Linked DNA regions of Homo sapiens: region 2 is linked to region 1. Evidence: chromatin loops called from intact Hi-C (ENCODE). Cell type or tissue: MCF 10A. All regions are shown on one strand. Each heading gives the region's core, and the rest is flanking DNA. Links, peaks and the distances in the headings are about the cores only.

The links. A loop is a pair of places that touch in the nucleus more often than their neighbours do. Peaks named below come from ENCODE experiments on the same cell type or tissue, not always from the same donor. Only the 100,000 strongest peaks of a DNase experiment are listed, where the experiment ranks them.
Region 2: it touches region 1 in a loop (12-fold over the local background); 2 of 110 quality-filtered maps call a loop at or near these places.

Annotation. Positions count from the first base shown.
Region 1 is chr14:42,907,687-42,916,334 of GRCh38, reverse strand. No RefSeq gene overlaps it. Among named protein-coding and RNA genes, the nearest start is that of LRFN5, 1.3 Mb to the right of the region's middle. In MCF 10A, for the core only: a CTCF peak has its summit at 4,421; no DNase peak of the experiment used is centred there.
Region 2 is chr14:43,791,992-43,800,639 of GRCh38, reverse strand. No RefSeq gene overlaps it. Among named protein-coding and RNA genes, the nearest start is that of LINC02307, 590 kb to the left of the region's middle. In MCF 10A, for the core only: a CTCF peak has its summit at 4,827 (motif pointing right); no DNase peak of the experiment used is centred there.

The DNA of each region.
Region 1 (8,648 bases), core at 3,414-5,913:
GCCTGTTTTCTTTGATGTTAGTTTCTTCTGTTGAGCAGAAGCTCTTTAGTTTAATTAGATCCCATTTGTCAATTTTGGCTTTTGTTGCAATTGCTTTTGGCGTTTTCATCATGAAGTCTTTGCCCATGCCTATGTCCTGAATGGTATTGCCTAGGTTTTCTTCTACAGTTTTTATGGTTTTGGTTTTTACATTTAAGTCTATAATCCATCTTGAATCAATTTTCGTATAAGGTGTAAGAAAGGGGCCCAGTTTCAGTTTTCTGATACCATTTGACCCAGCAATCTCATTAGTGTGTATATACCTGATATGCTTTGACTGTGTCCCCACCCAAAACTCATCTTGAATTCCTGCATATGTGGGAGAGACCAGTAGGAGGTAACTGAATCATGGGGGCAAGTCTTTACTGTGCTGTTCTCATGATATTGAATAAGTCTCATGACATCTGATTGTTTTAAAAAGGGGAGTTTTCCTGCACAAGCTCTCTTCTCTTGTTTGCTGCCATGTGAGACATGCCTTTCACTTTCTGCCATGATTGTGAGGCCTCCACAGCCACGTGGAACTGTAAGCCCATTAAACCTCTTTCTTTTGTAAATTGCCCAATCTCAGGCATGTCTTTATCAGCAGTGTGAAACAGACTAATAAAGTAAATTGGTACCAGAAGAGTGGGGTGTTGCTGAAAAGATATCCAAAAATGTGGAAGCGACTTTGGAACTGGGTCACAGGCAGAGATTGGAACAGTTTGAAGGGCTCAGAAGAAGACAGGAAAATGTGGGAAAGTTTGGAACTTCCAAGAGACTCCTTAAAGGGCTTTGAACAAAATGCTGATAGTGATATGGACAATGAAATCCAGTTTGAGATGTCACAGATGGAGATGAGGAACTTGTTGGGAACTAGAGCAAAGGTGACTCTTGTTATGTTTTAGTGAAGAGACTGGCAGCATTTTGACACTGCCCTAGAGATCTGTATAACTTTGAACTTGAGAGAGATTATTAGGCTATCTGGCAGAAGAAATTTCTAAAGAGCAAAGCACTCAAGAGGTGACTTGTGTGTTGTTAAAGGCATTCAGTTTTAAAAGGGAAATAGAGCATAGAAGTTCAGAAAATGTGCAGCCTGACAATACAATAGAAAAGAAAATCTCATTTTCCAAGGAGAAATTTAAGCTGGCTGCAGAAATTTGCATAAGTAACGAGGAGCGGAATCTTCCCAAGATGATAGGGAAAATGTCTCTAGGGCATGTCGAAAATCTTCACAGCAGCCCCTCCCATTACAGACCTGGAGGCCTTGGAGGAAAAAATAGTATCCTTGGCTGGGCCCAGGGTCCCTGTGCTGTGTGCAGATTGGGGACTTGGTGCCCTGCATCCCAGCCACTCCAGCCATGGCTGAAAGGGGCCAATGTAGAGCTTGGGCCATGGCTTCACAGGATGCAAGCCCCAAGCCTTGGCAGCTTCCATGTGGTGTTGAACCTGAGAGTGCACAGAAGTCAAAAATTGAGATTTGGGAACCTCTGCCTAGATTTTCAGATGATGTATGGTAATGGCTGGATGCCCAGGCAGAAATTGGCTGCAGGGGTGAGGCCCTCATGAAGAACCTTTGTTAGGGAGTGTTAAAGGGAAATGTGGGGTTGAAGCCCCCATGCAGAGTCCCTACTGGGACACTGACTAGTGGAGCTGTGAGAAGAGGGCCACCATTTTCCAGCTCCCAGAATACGGCAGATCCACCAACAGCTTGCACCGTGCACCTGGAAAAGCCACAGACACTCCATGCCAGCTTGTGAAATCAGCCAGGAGGGGCTATATCCTTCAAAGTCACAGAGGTGGAGCTGCCCAAGACAATGGGAACCCACCACTTGCATCAGCATGACCCAAATGTGAGACATGCAATAAAAGGAAATCATTTGTTCTTTAAGATTTGCCTGCCCTGCTGGATTTCAGACTTGCTTGGGGCCTGTAATCCCTTTGTTTTGGCCAATTTCTCACATTTGAAATGGCTATATTTACCCAATGCCTATACCACCATTGAATCTAGGAAGTAACTAACTTGCTTTTGATTTTACGTGCTCATAGGCAAAATAGACTTGCCCTGTCTTGGATGAGACTTTGAATTGTGGACTTTTGAGTTAGTGATGAAATGAGTTAAGACTTTGGGGGACTGTTGGGGTGGCATGATTGGTTTTGAAATGTGAGGGCATGAGATTTGGGAGAGACCAGGGGTGGAATGATATGGTCTGGCTCTCTCCCCACCCAAATCTCATCTTGAATTTCCATGTGTTGTGGGAGGGACTCAGTAGGAGGTAATTGAATCATGGGGGCAGGTCTTTCTTCTGTTGTTCTTGTGGTAGTGAATAAGTGTCATGACAGCTGATCATTTTCAAAAGCGAAGTTTTCCTGCACAAGCTCTCTTCTCTTGTCTACTGCCATGTGACACATGCCTTTCACCTTCTGCCATGATTGTGAGGCCTCCACAGCCACATGAAACTACAAGTCCATTAAAGTCTTTCTTTTGTAAATTGCCGAATCTCTGGTATGTTTTTATCAGCAGCTTAAAAATGGACTAATACAATACCCAAAGGAATATAAATTATTCTACTATAAAGACACATGCACGTGTATATTTATGCAGCACTATTTACAACAGCCAAGTCATGTAACCAACCCAAATGCTCATAAATGATAGATTGGATAAAGAAAATGTGGTATATATACACCATGGAATCTATGCAGCCATAAAAAGTAATGGGATCATGTCCTTTGCAGAGACATGGATGAAGCTGGAAGCCAACATCATTAGCAAACTAAAACTAGAACAGGAAACCAAACACCATATGTTCTCACCTAAGTGGAAATTGAACAATGAGAACACATTGACACAGGGAGGGGAACAGCACACACCAGGGCCTGTTAGAGGGTGTGGGGGAGTGAGGGGAGGGAGCTTAGAGGACAATTCAATAGGTGCAGCAAACCACCATGGTGCACATATACCTATGTAAAATACCTGCACGTTCTGCCCATGTATGCTGGAACTTAAAGGAAAATTAAAAAAAAAAATCTAGCTTAGAGAGATGTGTAAGGAGACCAGTACTTGACGGACAAGAACATGAAGTTGTGGCATGAGTTCAGACAGTAAGACCTTTACAGCATACATCTAGCCTGCTCAAGTGACATTTTAAGAGCAAATTCAAATCACATTGATTTCCACCATGAAGAGTAAGCAAAATACTTGGAAATCAAAGCTTTGAAGTAGTCATGTTTCTTTGTCCTAAATAAAATAGCAGCCACTTTCATCTAGGGACTGTATATACAGATGTTGAAGATTTCTTGCACTAGAGCCTTGGCTAGAAGAATGGGGAGTTGCTTAATTTCATGCCTGCTATTTACAATGCTTTTGCTTGTTTGTTTGCTTATCATTTGCATATTTTTTTACGTATTGGTCTATAACACCCATATGAACTAGCTTCTCTTTAACTAATGGTCTTGTAATGAGTAGTCTGCTTGGTTGATCTATTTAAGATAGGCTGAGAAAAATTTGCATAAATGAGTTCCTTAATTCGTGTTGCTTAAAAATCCATTCAGCAATAATATAGCTTAGGAAGAATGGTACAAAATTTGTTCAATAGATTTCCTAACCTAAAATGAGAAGCCATGTGTTTTTACAAGATAAAAACAGATAGATACCTGGTATATTACCTATGAATCTAAAATAAAACTGAAGCACAAAATTTCTTATATAATGAACAAAATAAATAATGGAAAGACCCTAACAAACTAGATTTCCTTGCAATTTTATAAATATTGTTGGTGTCTGATGACATTGCAACTGATAATAAAATATGTTTTAAAGGTTCATATAAAACTTTATTATTTTGATTTAAAAATATACAAATGGACTTTTTTCACCAAGATTGTTATAAGCAAAAAAGGCCTTTAAATATAGATCACAAAATAATAGTTCTCTGGAAAAATACTCGCAGAAAACACATGTACAATGAATGTTCTACTATTTGAATTTTTTCTATTTCTTTAGAAATGACCAAGAGATTCAGTATGCCTACAAAATGTTTTCAGTATTGAATTCTTATATTTTTAGTTTATTTTTCTATTGAATACATGACAAGTAATGCTGATTTGATAGACTTTTTGAAGCTTTTCTAAATATTTCCATAATGATTTATGATTTATTGGAAACACGCTTTGTTTTCCAAATCATAATTCATCTAGTATTTAATAACATGATTTTTCTAGTATTTGAGGAAATAACTATCAAAGTGAAATTAACAAATACAGATTGAAAGAAAACATATAGAAAATTCACATTGCAGCTAATGGGATTATAAGAGAGTATGAGGTAGCCCACTACATGTGGGTCATATGAGTCTTTGTGTTTCATAAACTGATTCAGTATTTTTTTAAATTTCAACTTTTATATTAGATATAAAGTATACATGGCCAGGTTTGTTACATGAGTATATTGCACCCTGGTGGTGAGCATAGCTCACCAGATAGATAGCTTTTCAACACACACCCCACTCTGTCCTTCCCTACTCTAGTAGGCTGCAGTACTTATTGTTCCTATGTTTATGTTCATATGTGCTCAATGTTTAGTTCCCACTTAAAAGTGAGAGCATACAATATTTAGTTTTCTGTCTCTAAGTTAATTTGCTTAGGACTTGGCCTCCAGCTCCATCTATGTTGTGGCAAAGAATATATCATTCTTTTTATGGCTGGGTAGTATTGCATGGTGTATATGGGCCATGTTACCTTTGTCTGACCCACCATTGATAAGCACTATAAGCACTTAGGTTGATGTCATATCCTTGGTATTGTGAATGGCACCACAATGAACATATGAGTGCATATATCTTTTTGGTATAATGATCTATTTTCTTTTTTATTGCCACACTATTGAAAAGACTCAGTATGTTTAAATAAGAAACAGGAGTGCCTGAATCCAGTAAGTCAGTCTCATGGAAAAATTTATTCTTCCACACATTAGCAAGTAAGTTTATTAATAATAAATGCCCTGCAAAGGCTGTAAAAGTATGTAGATTAGGAAAAGGAAGAGTTGTGAATACTTATTGACAGTGAAACTTCTCATGAATGTTTTGGTAAGATCCAATGTGCATTTTTATCAATGTAAAATAATTAAGACATGCTAATATCCATTGCTAATAAAAAGAGAAGGTAAACTCAATAACATAAGTATCAAACAGTACTTATGATTTCTCTTGGCATCAAATAGATTAACATATTCACCCACTATTTTAAAGTGATATCTAAATTTCTTTAACAATATGGAGCGATGTAAGATCTTTGATTTCAAAATATTGCTATATTTAGTATTTAGAAAATCAGATAAAAAATAAAAGTAGAGGAGAAAGAAAGTTAAACATGTATTATTATGTAATCCAGACAAAGAGTATATTTGGTTTTTTAAAGGATTTTTCAATCTATACATCTGACAAAGGTCTAATATCCAGAGTCTACAAGAAACTTAAATAAAGTTACAAGAAAAAGAAAACAACTAACTCCATTATAAAGTGGGCAAAGAACATGAACAGACACTTCTCAAAAGAAGACATGCATTTGGCTAACAAACATATGAAAAAAAATCTCAGCATCACTGATAATTAGAGAAATGCAAATCAAAACCACGATGAGATACAATATCATGCCAGGCAGAATGATGATTATTAAAAAGTCAAAAAACAATAGACGCTGGCTAGGTTGTGGAGAAAAAGCACAATTTCACACTTTTGGTTGGAGTGTAAATTAGTTCAACTGCTTTGTAAGACAATGTGGCAATTTCTCAGAGATCTAGAGGCAGATATATCATATGACCCAGCAATCTCCTTACTGGGTATATACCTAAAGGAATATAAATCATTCTATTTGAAGATACATGCACATGTATGTTCACTGCCACACTAGTCACAATAGCAAAGACATAGAATCAACTCAAATGTCCATCAATGATAGACTGGATATAGAAAATGTAGTACATATACACCATGGAATACTATGCAGACATAAAATAGAAACCAAACACCACATGGTATCGCTTATAAGTCGGGGCGGAATGATGAGAACACGTGGACACATGGTGGGGAACAACTCATACTGGGCCCCATGGGGTAGGGGGAGGGGGAGGGGAAGAATCAGGAAGAATACCTAATGGATGCTGGGCTTAATACCTAGGTGATGGGATAATATGTGCAACAAACCACTATGACACATATTTACCTATGTAACAAACCTGCATATTCTGCACATGTGCTTCTGAACTTAAAATTAAAATTGAAGATGAAAGAAGGAAAATAAATGGTTTTGACAGAATGGCTAAATACATACAACTGACATATCTTAGAATTATTAAAATGTTGACTATAATCTTAGAAGTGACATTATGAAAAATTTATTCAAATTGGTTGAGACATGAACACAGTCACAAAGACTGACTGAAAAATGACACAATGTTTAACGATAAATGGCACTGTGTCAAAGTGTCAAATTTATGTGAAGGCCTCCAATTGAGAGCCCACAGAATCTGTAATATTTTCAGATATACTGAAAATTTTCATGTGATGCAGAAGAGAAGAAACAAAAATAATTACAAAGAAATAAACTGCTAACTTTGTGGTTTTTAGTATACTAAAAATTCACAAATCATTTGGATATATTGAGGGTTGTATTATTTTATTTACCAGTTTTCTCTTTCTTATCTTCATCTTCTTAGACACTTAAACACATCAGCAAACTCTTCACCAATTTAAATTTTCATTAAAATGTACAAAGAGAATGTTACAATAACTTGACCTCACAACTTATGTTTTTACACTTAAATGATAACATTGATTTAAAAGTACTATGCTTTGTATTCTTTTCATTCATTTTGTATTAGTGGGTAGGAGAAGAAACATATCACAGAACAAATATGTTATTATAAACCTACAGTTATGTTTATGAAATATACTATCCTTGAATATTTATAAATTGGTTATTATATCTAAAATCTATGACTATTAGCAAAATAACAATCTAAAAGAAAAAAAGCTCAAGTTATTCATTAGCAAAAAATTGTTAAGAAACAAAAGGATGTTCCCTTTGTTCTTCCTAATATTATTTTTCTTTTACATTTTTTATTTAAAAATATTACTGGAAATAAGTTTCTTGCATTTTTTAAAGAGGGTTTTTTTTTAACTCTCTCTCAAACTCTCGTATTTTTTCAATTTCATGATTTCTGTCCTAATTTTTATATCTTTTTTACACCTCAGCTAGTTAATTCAGATTTATCTTGTTGTACTTTTATTGACTTCCTCTGTAGAATATACTATACCTTTATTTTAATATAGAATTTATAAAAATAAATTTAAATTATCAGTAATATCTCTAATTACTACTCTAGCTTTATTCCACCTGCTTTGACACATAGTATTAATACCATTCAGTTTTAATTTTTTTTTTTTGAGACGGAGTCTCACTCTTCCGCCGAGACTGGAGTGCAGTGGCGCGATCTCAGTTCACTGCAACGTCCCCCTCCTGGGTTCAAGCCATTCTCTTGTCTCAGCCTTCCAAGTAGCTGGGATTACAGTTGTGCGCCACCACACCCAGCAAATTTTTGTATTCTTAGTAGAGACGGGGTTTCACCATGTTGGTCAGACTGGTCTCAAACTCTTGACCTCTTGATCTGCCTTCCTCGGTCTCCCAAAGTGCTGGGATGCAGGTGTGAGCCACCATGCCTGGCCTCAGTTTTAAATTTATAAAAATTTCTAGTGTGATTCCCTTTCTATGCCTAAATAATATTGAGCTTCATTTAAAAATTAAAAAAAAATAAACGTGTATTATATATATATACATATATAATTTCTAATTTGGTTAAAATATTGTTTTCAAAAATAGCATGCGTTTTACTGATATTATTCTTTAAAGTTTATTGAAACTTCTTTGTGTCTGTATTGTCAAATTAATTAAAGGTTTTTATGTACATGATATGGTTTGGCTGTGTCCCCAGCCAAATCTTATCTCAAATTTTAATCTGAATTGTAATCCCCACATGTTGGGGGAGGGACCTGGAGAGAGGTGACTGGATCATGGGGGCGAATTCCCCCATGCTGTTATCATGATAGTGAGTGAGTTCTCACGAGATCTGATGGTTTTATAAGGGATTCTTCCTCCTTTTTGCACTCTCTCTCTCTGTCTCACACCTGCCGCCATGTAAGAAGTGCCTGCTTCCCCTTCTGCTATGATGGTAAGTTTCCCGAGGCTTCCCCAGCCATGTGGAACTGTCAGTTAATTAAACCTCTTTTCTTTGCAAATTACCCAGTCTTTGGCAGTTCTTTATAGCAGTGTAGCAGTGTGAGAACGGACTAATACAGGAAACACAACAATGCACTTTTTAAATTTTGTATAAATATGTATTCAGTTTGTTAATTTTTTATTTGCATAATCTTGATTACTAACATTTTCTGCTTGACCTATACATAGCTATTTGTTAATATTTTCATAATTAATTTCATTAATGATTAATGCAATAACATAAATATTTATTTAATTGATTTACCATTATGTATTTATTTCCTTTTTCTTTTTAAGTTTCAATGTATTCCTTTTGTTCCCATTGTTAGTTTAAAATTTTATGATGGCAAGAAAAGAAC
Region 2 (8,648 bases), core at 3,364-5,863, 880 kb before region 1:
CAAAGGACAGCAAGACTATCTATGGTTAGATAAAATAGCTTTGCACATTTGTTTTGAGGAATTAATTAGCCATACCTACTGTCCTCTAAGGGCCTCATACTGTTCAAAGAGTCCAAATCTCTCTCATGATGGCACCCAGAGAAATCTCCTTATTTGGGGGACATACCTTTCCATGAGAGAAAATGAAGACATCAAATTATTATCTGGCTTCTTACCTCAACATGCATTAATAATTCCCACAAAGGGAATCAACTCTTGTGATACTATAATGTACACTGAATTTTATTCAGCACTTACTTATTTCAGCTGTTTCAACTTTTTAAATTACCATGTTGAATGTGCTTATATGTGTTTTATTAGTATAATGAGAATATGATATACTTCTCAGCTTCTTTATGGTTTGTTTTTGTTTTGTTTTTTGCTTATTGCCTCACTAATGTTTCATGGACAATATAATATTTTGCTTTGGATGGCAATCCTTGTCATACTAAGTACTAGAATGTAGAAGCCAATATTTCACGGCATTTCTATTTTCTTTAAAATAATGTCATATCAATTACCTGTTTTGTTCCCCTCCTCACTTCATCTATCTTCACATTCCCATGGTGAATTATTTTCTTTTTCTAAAATCTCCATTTAGATGCATTCTTTTTCCTCTCAGCCTTTGAACTCTGTGTGAGCAATGATTATGTCTATCTCAGGACTATTGAGAAGGATTTTGCACTTCGTGTACTGCAAAGTGCCCATATAAGAGAGAATGAACTGGTAGGGTCTATGTTCTACTCTTTACCAAATCATTTGCCCTTTCAGTTAATTTACACTGATAAAGAGTGCTATTTTGTAACTCACTTGAAAAATTCTTGCAGAGACATTGTATGTACTGATAGGTACTCCCCAACAACTTCTCCAAACCCCAAAATAGCTTGTTCCTCACTGTTTTTACAGGACCAATTCAGAGGTTGATAAAGATAAGTATTTAATAAAATGTTTAATTAATTATATGTCTAATTATACTTGCTCCCGATAAACGGTGTTTCTCCCATTCAGTAACAGTGCTTTAGCTTTATGCCATCATAAGTCAGGAAGTAGTGATGTTTTAATGCCAGTACCACACAGTGATAAAAACAAATAGGAACTTCTAAGTTTATTATTCTGGTTTTACCATTTACCAACTGTGGGACCCTGGGAAAATTACCTAATCTTTTTGATTTGTAGTTCCCTTATCTTTTAAAAGGAGACATTATCAGCAATTATTCCATAGAATTACCATGAGAGTTTAAATGGTGTCTGTTCTAGCAACAGTGTTGCTTCCTCTGAGAAATGGGTTGTTTACCATTGATTATGTTCCAATCTTTTCATTGCTGCTTGGATATTCAAAGCCAAATCCCCAGTCTACTTGTCACAAATCAGTAAGACTTTACAACATATAATTCATATACTAACTTTACATAGTTTTTGTTATAGTTTACCTTTAAATGCTATTTTTTTCACCTTAAATTTGTTTAGGAAATTGATGTTTATATCAAATAATTGCTTGGTAAAATATGAGAAAAAGGTTACCCTAATTTTCGACGTAATCTTCCACAAGGAAATTTGAGGAAATTTCCTCAATTTTCCTCAATTCCTTTGTAATTGTCTAGCATAATTTTCACTTCTGTTCTACTAATAGAATAAAATCTGTCATATATTAAAATAGAAAAATGAGTATATTTTGTATAATATGCTGTCTACATATAAAATGCAGCCTTTATTAGTAGTTATTCCTAGAGGATATTGTCATATGATATATCAGGATATAATTAATGTAGTTAGTTACATTTAGATGCTGCCATAAAATTTTTACTATTAAATCTTTATAAAACACCTACAAGAAACTATATTTAATGAAAAATACTTTTCATAAACATTTCTAACCTGAAGTTAGAGTCAAACTATACTAAAGAAATTAAAGAAATTAAAATTGTCCTGAGAAAGTTAAAAAAAAACCCTTGGTTATTGTAAAGTCACAATGACTTCTTTAATATTGGATTCAAAATTACTGTAATATCAGAGACCTTAATAGCACCTGGAAATGCTGTTTAAGACTATCATTATATGAGGATTGAAATAATTGCTATTTTCCTTGTTAAACAATTGCTGAGACATCTGTAATTTATAATTGGTAATGATTTAAAAATGTTTTGACAGGGTTCTATGCGATCACAATATGGGACACATATAGGGTCCTTATGCATTCTAAATTTCAAATTTCATTTTATTTTAATTGGATTATAAAATTGAGCTCCTAATAGATGTATAATTTTGATGTTTTTTTACTAAGTAATATGCTGCAGAGTTAGTTTTTAGGACTATTTTGCCTTCGTTACATACTCTTCTTAAGGACAAATACTTATGCCAACATATTTTAAAATAATTTCTGGAGAAATGCTATATTAAGTCGATATTAACAAGTTTAAAATAAATTTACCCAAGAGAGCTAAGAGTTCTTTCGGGGTCAATGTATTAACAAGTGAAGGTTGTAAACTTTACTGTTTTCTCTATTTTATTATCAAATTTCTCAAACAAATACCCACAGGCAATAATAAAAATAACACCTTTAATGGCATAGGTAATTAGAACCCAAGAAAAGCTACCTAAGGGAAAAACCTTGTGAATCTTTTATTTTTTCCCCAAAAATCTTTTTAAAAAAGGAAATAAAGTCCCTGAAATTATTATATAAAAATCTCCCTTGTGCTGTAACATCCTCTACCTGCAGGAGATAAATTTAATCAAAAACAAAAGACCAAAGAAGAAAACATTTGTGCTTCCAAGCCCCGTTTGCCAAAATAAGCTATGGACTGGAAAATAGGAGATATCTTCTCTAATTTAATTTTAATTGATTAGTTGTTTTACCATAGATTCTGTGACTTGCTCAATGTCACAAAGCTAGTTATCAGCTGAGCTTTGATTAAAAAGATGTGATATTCTCTCAGGTCAGTCTCTACCTAATTGTTTTCTTCTTGCACAGGTGATGGCGTTCGTCTTGCAAGAAGTGGGGAAAACTTTTCCAATTAGCCAAGTTAGTGAAGTTTCTCAAAGGTTGATTTTTTTTTTTTTTTTGACCTTTGACAATGATGCATTAGTGAAAGACTAAGCAGCGGAATCACAAAATCAGGCTTAAATTCTAAAATGTTTACAGTGATGAGAAGGATGAATGAAGAGGCTGTTGTCCATGCCAGAGCATAAGAGTTTTACATATGATAGAGAATCCTAGGATAGTTTGAAGTGCAACCATTCAGGAGATTAAAAGAACAGGCTTTAGGTTGGACTGAGGGAGAAGATCTTGAGAATGCTACCCAAGGCCTTCTATCAGGTTTGAAAATAACTAATGGGAAAGGCTGACCAAGAGGGCCGTAACCTTTCCCTCAGCTTGACTAACCTTTAGAGAGGCTTCTTTCTGCCCCTGCCCATAGGCCCCTGATCTTCCATTCACCCTAGCCCTTACAGAATTCAGATAGCCTAACCCCAGAGGACTCACCCCTCCCTTTTCTCAGAGCATTCATGTTAATAAGCTTGCAATTGCAAATTCTTTCTCTGACTTTAAGATGTAAATAATTTTAAAAGGCTTACTAGCTTATAAACTCAAGACTGTCTTTGTTTGGGACCTAGGAAACATATATTTGGAATGTAACCATTGAGGAAGGTAATACCCGCCTCTCAGTCTCTGTGTGAGTATAGGAGCCTAACTTTGAGCGGTGGCCACTTGCCATAAATTGCGAAACTACCTCTTGTAATAAAAACAGAAAAATTTTATTTTTTCCTTTGGATAAAGCCAAGTAGCTAACACAGATGGTCCCTCCAATTGTTTTACTGTTATTATTCTTATTTGTTTACTTTCAGCTCCATCCTGACATTTACATTCTGAATCTATGTTGATTTTTGTCTTCAGGTAACAGGGAATAAACTAACAATTTAGTAAAGGCGGTTCTCTTTGGGGGAGCCCAAATAGGTCTAAATGTTCCATAAATCTTAGTCTTCTCAACATCAGTGTCTAACTAGTGATCTAGCAGAAACACTTTAAGTTTGAAAGGAAAATTATTTTAGTTTTCTGGCGCTGTCATAACAAGCTACCACAAACTGAGTGGTTTAAAACAAAAGAAATTTATTGTATTACAGGTCTGGAGGCTAGAAGTCTGAAACGAAGGTGTCATCATGGCCCTCTGCACCCTGTAAAGAAGAATCTCCTTTTTTCTGCTGCTTCTAGCTTCTGGTATTTGCTGGCAATCCTTGATGTCAGCTTGTATATGCATTAGTCTAATCTCTGCCTCCACCCTCATATGGCTATCTTCTCCCTATGTGTCTGCACATCATCTTCCCTCTGTGAGTCTGTGTCCAAATACCTGTCTTCTCTAATTGTATTAGATAAGAAGACCACCCTCTTCCAATATGACTTCATCTTAACTAATTACATCATTGCAGATATCTTTTTAGTTAACAGAATTCAACCTTTAGCAAAGATTAAAGGAGAGCAAATGATATCATGTCTTAAAATTCAAAGTCCTAAACAAAGCTTTTAGAATATTTACACTTAATCATTTTGGGTTTATCTTGAACACTGTGAAACCTGATGGAGTTTGAATCAATCCAGAAATTAGGAAGCACAAATACCAAGTCTTTTTATTATAAACACCTCTCAAATATGAATACTTTGGGAAAGGCATATATTATCCATTATTTTCACATTCATAATGGGTTTGATGATTTTTAGCAAATACTAAATATGGTATAAAAGATATACTCTTGAAAATACCACAAACTCCTGCAGTGCAATTCAGAAACTACCACTTGGTGGCAAGATAATGCTGCTGTTAATGGGCTTAGCAATGACCTACATACTTTTTCCTTTGAATTCTAAATCCTTGATAAATTTGAAATAGATTTGCAAAGGGAGACAGGCTAAATTACTGACATTTTTTAAAAAGAAAATAATTTACATAATAAAAATGACTCTGGTAAAACACACATGTAAAATTCAGTTCAAACAATGAGTTAATTCTTTGACTATTATTAGTAAAATACTCAAATAAAAATGGAAATGAATAAGAAAATAATTATTCCATAGATATATTTTATATCTGTATATTTTCTTACAAATCCTAGCCCAAGGTGAGGTGTCATAATTTTTTTTTGGCTCTGGCTCATTTGATTGAGCATGACTACCCAGTGCAATATTTACATTTGTCTCCCGGTAGCACTTTAGAATAATATGTCCCTATTTTATTGAACTACTACTACCTTTTAGAAGAATTATGAAGCTTCTGGCAGGGAAAAATGGATTCCTTACTTGGCACTGTGGTCAGACAATGTTATGCTTAGTAAATATACAGTGTTTTCTATGAAAAAGAGTATGAAGATTTCTCAAATAACTAAAAGTAGAACTACGATTTAACCCGACAATCCCACTACTGGGTATCTACTCAATAAAAAAGAAATTATTTTGCCAGAAAAGACACCTGAACTTTTATGTGTATCACACATTATTCACAATAGCAAAGTCATAGAATAAACCTAACAGTCCATCAATGGATGAGTGAATAAAAGAATTGTGGTACATATACACCATGGAATATTATACAGCCATAAAAATGAATATCATGTCCTTTGCAGCAACATAGAAGAAGCCAGAGGCCATTATCTTGAGTAAAATAAGAAACAGCAAGTCAAATACTGCATATTCTCATTTATAGGTGAGAGCTAAACAATGAGTACATATGAACATAAAGAAGAAAATAATAGACACTGGGTACTCCAAATGTGCAGAGGTTAAGAGGGAGGTGAATGTTAGAAAATTACTTATTGTGTACAATGTTCAGTATTCAGATGAAGGATACACTAGAAGCCCAAACCCCACCATTATACAATATATCCATGTAGCAAACCTGCACATGTACCCCCTGAATCTAAAATAAAAATATATAGGTATGCACACATACAAGTATAAGATTTCCTAATGAGTCTATATTCATTCTAAAATACAGAAGAAATAGAACTGTTTTCCAGGATTCTCTGTTTGAGGGAAAATAGAGTAACAATAGAAAAGGCCTATTTTATATATATGAAGAAAAATGAAAAGGGATAATAATAAACAATTCATGGAAAAATTATTTGATTATTGAGAATATAAAAGATTTAATGATATTCTTGAGCAAAGGGAATTGAATATAAATTATTGTTTTGTTGTCTAACAATCTCTTTCAATGCTTACTTAATTTTTTCATAGACAATCATTCTAGGAAATATTTGAAGAGTAGCCTCTCATTGGCATAGGAGACATAAAGGTTTGGATTGTTTTATTTCTATGTTATTTTGAGGCAGTATTTTACAGTAGTTAGGAAGGAAGTGTATTGCATCTTGAGTCCCACCTCTATAGTCTACTATATACTCTTGAGCTAGTCACTTAACTTCATTTCACTTCAATTCAAACATTTGTAAAATTTGAGAAATAGTAGTACCTACCTTGTGGAGTTGGTGTGAGAATTAAATAGAGTTATGCCCTTAAAGTGCTTGGTTTAGTATCTCTTCCACTGTAAACATTAAGTATAATTTGTTAATATTTTTCCTAAGCATCCCTGGGTACATATTTCTTGGATATTTGATGAACAATTAGGATCTTGGAAGAATTTCAGGAAAGAAGTTTCCACCAAATTCCTTTTTCCCAAGCCTTTTTGCAACTTACTAACAATTTTCAAGTAGAACAAGATTATAGGTCGTTTTGGTTGCTGACAGAAGATCAATTTTTCTTGCTCTTTCTGGCTTTTGGTGCTTTGCTTTGGCTGGCAATCTAAAATCAAAGAATGCCTGGAGGTGTCGCATTTTCTGGGAAAGTACTGGAGCCCTGCAGTGTTAATGCTGACTGTAGTTCTATGATGAGCTTTTCAACTTCTGTGCCATGCCTTTTAATGAATTTTGCCAGGGGCTGCAACTTCTAAACTTTTTTCTCAGATCCTTTTTAGCCTCTTAACATATTGCCAAAGCTGATAGAGAGAGATATCACAAAGTCATTCCTGGTGCTGAAATAGTCTACTCCGTGGTGTTTGCCATGGGCAGAGGGTCAACACTAAGCAATAGACAGACTCTAACAAAGAACTAATGTAAATGTGCCCTATCCATTAAGTCTTAGAGGTATACTTCTTTGTTTAAGTTTTATGCTTGGCTGTTTGTTAATTTAACAATATAATTTACAATAAGCAATATGAAAATGCATGAACAAATCGCTTTGGAAATTTAACTTTAAATATGAAGAATTACTTTTTATAGAAGTATCTAGCATCTCAGGACTTCAAAGTTTGTTTTCACTTGCTTATAAAAGTTTTCTCATGTATGTCAAATATGCAAGCTATTTTGAGAAATATTTTTGGCAGAGTCGCCTCCTATCCCAAGTAACAAGTATCAACAAAGGCTTGAGGGATGCAATGAACACAGGAGCATCGCTACAACGCACACACAACAGAGAGACATAAGAATTAGTCACTGGCTACTTTCAGAAGCAAAAACAGCACTTCTTTCTCTTCACTTTTTCTCTACTCAAAATATACAGAAATGGCCAAACTGTGGATATGCTTAGCTGCTTGTTTTTGTAGTAAAAATATAGATCATTTGTAGGTATGTAAAAAATTTAAAAAAGAAAATATGAAGATAATAAAGGCTAGAGGTGAGAATATAAAAGATCAAAAGCGCTGGTCAAAATTTTAGGCTCTTCTGTTGGATCTTAGAAGTGTTTTCCTTTACTGTGGAGAAAAGTACTCTGGAAGAAGAAATTACCTACCCAACTGGAGGTCCATTTTATCATATATAGTATACTCTTTCTATTTCCATAAGGAATTTTAAAATGTCATCTGCCTTTAGTGTTTAAAAGATAAATAAGCATAAATGCAGTTTCCCTATTAAACCAAAACAAATAGAAGTTAAAATCAGTTGAAACATTTTAAATGAACCATTGAAACATCAAGACAGATAATAATGTAGAAACATAGATGATAATTTAGATAATGAAGGAGACTTTTATTTTCACCTGGAGTGACAGAGGATATATAAGAGATTATATCCCATGGATAATTTAAAGTTAATTCATTCAAAATAGAAAGGAATTTGAGATATTTTAGAGGCTGGACAGAAGAGGGCTGTTTCTACGAGATCTCTTAGGGACATAGAATTCCTACAGAAATAAAGGTGGACTATTTACTTGGCACCTTCTGTATCCCATTTGGGAGTGAATCACTCAGCAAAGGTCATAATTTTCCTTAGAGACAGAGCAGAATATGTCTTCTACTTCTGGGTGGGATATTGACTTGTATTCTGTCCAGATATGACAAAAGCTGCACTTAATCTCTCAAAAACCCAATTTATCTTACCCATCACTGCTACTTTTGACCCCCACCATAAAATTTGATCTCATTCTCATCTGAATTCTCACCACTGACTTACTGTAACATTCACTGGTTTTGATCATCTATTACATTAAAGCATTTCTTCTATTATTTTTATCATAAAATAATTGAGCTGCTTCAACTGAGCTTCTTCACTCAGCTGGAATGACAATAGAAAAGGTTACATTCAACTAAATTCTTAAAATCATAGGATAAGGATGAATAAATTAAAAGATCAATATA